2 separate regions of the Homo sapiens genome follow, and region 2 is linked to region 1. A link is an interaction called in ENCODE POLR2A ChIA-PET data of the cell type or tissue named here. Cell type or tissue: MCF 10A. All regions are shown on one strand. Links, peaks and the distances in the headings refer to the core of each region. The heading gives the core; the rest is flanking DNA.

Region 1 (2,910 bases), core at 300-2,799:
TTCTTACATTTTTAAAATTTAAATTTTATTTTATTTTACTGAGGTAAGGTCTCAATCTGTTGTTCAGGCTGGAGTGTAGTGGCACAATCATAGCTCACTGCAGCCTTGAATTCCTGGGCTCAGACAATCCTTCTGCCTCAGCCTCCTTAGTAGTTGGGACTACAGGTGCGCACCACCACACCTGGCTAATTTTTAAATTTCCCACAGAGACAGGGTCTCGCTATGTTGCCCAGGCTGGTCTTGAACTCCTGGGCTCAAGCAATCCACTTGCCTCAGCCTCCTAAAGTGCTGAGGTTACAGGCGTGAGCCACCGCACCACCCTTCAGGCCTGTTAATGGGGGTAGAAAATGGGAGCTCTAAGAGCTTTTGACAACAAAGCAAGGCAAATACAGCAGTCTTGGTTCCCAGTCTCAGCCCTCCTGACCACATTTTCTCACTGTCTTTATTTTATTTTATTTTATTTTATTTTTTGAGGCTGAGTCTCGCTCTGTCGCCCAGGCTGGAGTGCAGTGGCACAATCTCGGCTCACTGCAAGCTCCACCTCCCGGGTTCACACCATTCTTCTGCCTCAGCCTCCCGAGTCGCTGGGACTACAGGTGCCAGCCACCACGCCCGGCTAGTTTTTTGCATTTTTAGTAGAGACGGGGTTTCACTGTGTTAGCCAGGATGGTCTCCATCTCCCGACCTCATGATCTGCCCGCCTCGGCCTCCCAAAGTGCTGGGATTACAGGCATGAGCCACCGCACCTGACCTATTTTTTATTTTATTTTTTATGTTTTTGAGACAGGGTCTTACTCTGTCATCCAGGCTGGAGTGTGGTGGCCTGATCACAGCTCACTGCAGCCTTGACCTCCTGGGTTAAGTGATTCTTCCACCTCAGCTTCCAGAGTAGCTAAGTCTACAGGTGCGTGCCACCACACCAACCACACCACACCACACCACACAGGCTAATTTATTTTTTATTCTTTTGTAGAGACAGGGTCTTGCTGTGTTGCCCAGGGTGGTCTCAAGCTCCTGGGCTCAAGCGATCCTCTCACCTCAGCGTCCCAAGGCGCTAGGATTATAGACATGAGCCACCACACCCAGTCCTCACTGGCTTTAAATGGGGGGGGACCCAGACCCCTCCACATTGAATTCATGAAGGTGGGCCTCATGCTAGCTTTTCTCCTTATGCCCCAATTTCTCCAAGAAGCTTGATGGGGAGAAAGCTGTGGGGGAAGTGGGTGTGATTTGGAAATGTGTCTTTACTCCACTTTGCTCATCTCCCCTCTGTTTAGATGATGGGGGCTGTCAAGAGAGACTATTAGATCTAGGCGACAGGGTTCCTAATTGGAAGGCTGGACCTCAGTACCACCAGTGTCCACCATGTGGCAGTGCCGTGCCTCTGGACAGCAGCTGGCTTGTAGCTGGCTGGAGCTTCCCAGGGACAGGGAAGGGGCAGCTCTGGGGAATGGAGTGATGAGGAGTGCCCCTCGACCTCTCACTCTGGGGACGCTGCCTCCCCCACAAGAGACAGGGACAAGCTGGTTCCTTTGTTCTTTCCCCATCACACTGCCAGAGAAGAGAGACTGTCTTCAGGATCCACATCACTGCTACCTTTGGTTTTGGACCTCATCACACAAACACGTGGCAATGGAGCTTGGTGATGTACCAGGCTCTTCCTAGAACCTCAGGGCACTCTTTGGTGGGGGTGGAGTGGGGTGGGGGCGCACTGAGACGATTAGACCCTCCTGTCCACCCTGCATTTCTCCCCAAGCTCTGAAACACATTCAAGAGCTCTGTCCAGTGTTCTCCCCAGCTCCCAGCAACCATTCTGTTGGTTGGGCTGGGAAATGACAGCCCTCTACCCCCTCGGGTCTGGAACATTGGTCAGCAAAGTGGAGGTATCTATCCATGGTGGTGCCTCAGACGGCTTACCTGTTGGTATCAGTAGGCAGTCAGGGGAAGTGACAAGAAGTGGCTGCAGGAGTCACTGACCCCACCTCTCCCCACCCTCACTGTCAGATGCCCCCAGTTTCCAGCTCTTCCCACCCGCTTGCTGCTGTGCCTGGCCTGGCCCTACCTCCCCACTGACACTTACGTCAGAGCTCAGCTATAAATACGCTCTTAGCATCTTAGTCACTTTTCCCAAGAAGTGCTCCTGGGTTATAAATACCCCAGCCATCTGCCTCACTGCCTGCCCTACCACCAACCTGGTTGGGGGCTGGGGGATAGCGACAGGCTTGGGGGTGGGTAAGGAAGTAGAAGAAGTGGGAGTGGTTATCTTGCTCAAATGAGAAAAGCCTGAAGGGGTCCAGAGGTAGGAGCTAGGAAGCTCTAGAAGAAAATGTTTAGAAGAAGACAGACCCACTCTCTCCCCTTATTACAAAAGACAGAGCCAAAAAAGAAAGGGAATAATGCTGATCCTGTTTTTATTTAAAAGTAGGCTATTTTGTTCATCATGGATTTTTTGCATTAATTTTGACTTTAAAATAATATTGCATTAAAGTCCTATCTTGATTAATAAATTGTTCACCACCCCCTTAAAATTTAGCCCCCCCAGGTGAATGACTCACTTTGCTTTACCCCAGTCCTAGCCCTGGAGACTAAGCTGTAATTGGGAAGGAGGTTAGATCTGGGGGTCGGGGATGTGTGGGGGAGACACCAGAAGGCCTCCTTAGATTCTCCTTAGATGAAGGTCTCCTCAAGTCAAAGGTGGGATAACTTCCATGGGTTGCTCAGGAAGCCCTCAAGCTCAGATTTACAGTCCCCCAGGCAGTCCTTTTCAGACTTTCTCCTCTAGGGTTCCTATTTCAGGGACCTCTTACCCTCATAGGAGGGGGTCATAAACTGAGCAAACACAGACATCACGTTTACCAAAGAACACATGGGTTTTGCGCAAACTCGGCCTTGGGCTGCAGACATTATCGA
Region 2 (2,910 bases), core at 158-2,657, 110 kb after region 1:
TTCTTATACAAATTCAAATTATCTTGATTCTTCATATGCTGGGAAATTTTAGATTGTATCCTGGAAAATTTGAATATTATGTCATGAATGTCAGGGTCTTCTTTAAATCCTGTGGTGAATATTGACTTTAATTTTAGCAGACATTCAACCTGGTTGTGTTCAACTTCAAGTTCCGTGCAGCTTTTCGTGAGTGATGATTCCAAAGTCTGTTCAGTTTTTGAAGGCTTTGCATTGCTATTTAGATCTGCCTTGCATGTATATCACCTACCCACTCATCTGAGATTTGGCTGATGGCTATTCTTATAGTTCAGAATGACCTTAACGTTAGGAGATACGTACTGAATTGTTTTAGGTGTGAAGAGTCATCATGAAAGCATGTCAAATAGACCTGAAAAAAATTTATATGCACATATATGCATGCACATATGTGTATACGTAAGTTTGTATATGTATCTAGGTGATTGTTGTGCTGGTTTTGCAAATTCTTTTTATGTTAGAAATTTCTCAAGTAAAAATTTCAGGGCAACAAAGAAATAAATAAAGGTCAAAAACATGTCATTCATCTGCTTAAAAACCACAAATGGCCTGTCATCTCATGAAGTGTAAAAGTTAGATTGCTTTCAGTGGTCGATTTGGCCCTGCGGGATCAGCCTTCCAACCCCCTAAGGCTTCTCATCTCACTCAGAGTAAAAGCCAGAACCTGTTTTTTTTTTTTTTTTTTTTTTAACCTTTTGTAAGACCCTTCATGAGTCTATCTCTTATTCCTAGAGCTTATCTTAGTTCCTGTCCATAGTAATAACCCAACCAGACAAGTATTTGTCTGAATGAATAAATAGATGTGTTTTTGTGACAGGTTTTATTGTTTTCATCAGGATGCCTTGACCATAGCTATACATTATTTTTTGCTGTTGCAGATCATGCACTGCCTGTAATGTTCATTACTTCCTGAGCAATAGAGATTATTACTATCCTTCCTTGGGCTCTTAAAAATTAAGATCCGAGGCTAGGCTCGGTGGCTCACGTCTGTAATCCCAGCATTTTGGGAGGCCAAGGCAGGCAGATCACCTGAGGTCGGGAGTTCGAGACCAGCCTGACCAGCCTGGAGAAACCCTGTCTCTACTAAAAATACAAAATTAGCTGGGCCTGGTGGCGCATGTCTGTAATCCTAGCTACTCGGGAGGCTGATGCAGGAGAACCGCTTGAACCGGGAGGCGGAGGTTGTGGTGAGCCAAGATCGCGCCATTGGACTCTAGCTTGGGCAACAAGAGTGAAACTCCGTCTCAAAAAAAAAAAAAAAAAAAAATTAAGACCCGAGGGTCATATCTAAGCTTGCCGTTCCAGAGCCATGTATACTTTCTCAAATAATTACTTTTCTTTCCTGGTCTCCTTTGTACCAATTTCTTTATTTTAATCTACTTATTGTCATCCCTGTACTTACACTCTCCATTACCATCCTTTTTCATCAGTTCTGTCAGTAAGATGCCTTCATGGTTTCCTTATTCCCTCATTTTATAGCCAAAGTATTTTTCCCTTCCTTTGGGGGCAAATAATAGGAAGAGGAATAGATAGCTACTGGTATCCTGTGCTGTCTGCCTTCTGCCCCAAAATGAAAAACAATTTTACTAAATATAGCTCGCTGGCAAGAAAATTCTCTATAACAAGGTTTGGTCTTAATTTTACATTTCTAAAGTCCAGCCCAGTAGCTTTTAGGCAAAGATCATATCCCTGACCTCAGTTATTTTGCAGGTGAGAAAAAGGTAAGGTAAATTTAAAGGTGAGCTTTTAATTCAATACATATTTCCAACTTGTTATTCACTAAAGAGACTATTTTGGTATTTCGACATATGTAGCAGAAAGGAGCTGCTGCTGTGTCTTTAAAAGCTATCCTCAGAGCAGTGTGGAGGCAGGCGTGCCACTGAAGTACTTGAATGAGAGCGAGAAGAGGAGGTGGGAGGGGGTGCTCTTACAGCCTCTGTGTGTGTGTGTGTGTGTGTCTGTGTGTGCCTGTGTCTGTGTCTGTGAGTGTATGTGCCAGTGTGACTGTTGGCAGAGCTCTGGATGATATCTCTCTGAACAGCTGGGCCATGGTCGGCTTCAGAGCTGCTTGTCAGAGCAGTTAGTTAGCTGGAGCTCCAGCAGCAAGGATCAGTATCATTTCATTCAAGGGTGAAGGGGGCGGGAGAGGGCTGTGGGTGGGGGAAGAGGCACAGGTTTCCCAGAAGGAATTTCTTCCGGCAAAATTCCGGCAGAACAGATCTTTACAATGAAGTCTCCATTAATAATGTGAGCTCGCTGTTGGTGTAAGTACAGATCCATCTGGGGTGAGTTTTGGATAATTTTCTTTTTTTATATAAAAGTCCTTGAACTCCACAGACTGGGTAGAAAGAAGCTATAAAGATATTTTTCTATCTTGGCTGATTTAACTGTATAGTACACACTAGGGAAATTAGAGAATTTTGAAGTGCTAAGTTTTGTGAAGGTGTTTTAGGCATTTTCATTTGCTGTTTTTTATCTTTAAAATATTATAAAAATTAGGTTTGCTAGAACTTTTACACTATTCAGATTTTACCTCTTCCATGACTATTTCAAGCAATGCTTCATTCAGATGCAGCTTATGAGAACAGTGGTGATTTCTGTTCTCTTTGGTGATGCTGTTGACGCACATTGCAGGAAGCAGGGATTCCCCTATAAATATCCTTCACTGTGTCATTACCCAGCTATCCGCACCTGGCTGGTGAATGTGCCTGTCTGTCCTATATCTTTACGTAACTATCCCCTAGTCTTTAAATGTGATAAGCCTTTGCTATGTCTGGGGAGATTTTTTGATTATGAACATCCTAGGAGGCATTTGTTAAAACCTTTTTACTAAAAAATGCCTTTTGATGTGTTGAGATTGTCACATGGATTTCT

Evidence for each region. ChIA-PET counts read pairs that join two places held together with the same protein. Peaks named below come from ENCODE experiments on the same cell type or tissue, not always from the same donor. Only the 100,000 strongest peaks of a DNase experiment are listed, where the experiment ranks them.
Region 2: POLR2A ChIA-PET joins it to region 1 with 6 read pairs; 9 of 35 experiments call an interaction of 5 or more read pairs at or near these places.

Annotation. Positions count from the first base shown.
Region 1 is chr12:57,451,547-57,454,456 of GRCh38, reverse strand. INHBC (inhibin subunit beta C) reads right to left here. Exons shown (of 2, transcript NM_005538.4): 2 at 2,395-2,910. Among named protein-coding and RNA genes, the nearest start is that of INHBE, 2.3 kb to the left of the region's middle. In MCF 10A, for the core only: a CTCF peak has its summit at 1,358; DNase peaks (open chromatin) are centred at 1,386 and 2,106.
Region 2 is chr12:57,341,580-57,344,489 of GRCh38, reverse strand. The region is part of intron 2 of R3HDM2 (R3H domain containing 2); the gene reads left to right. Among named protein-coding and RNA genes, the nearest start is that of R3HDM2, 88 kb to the left of the region's middle. In MCF 10A, for the core only: no CTCF peak of the experiment used is centred there; no DNase peak of the experiment used is centred there.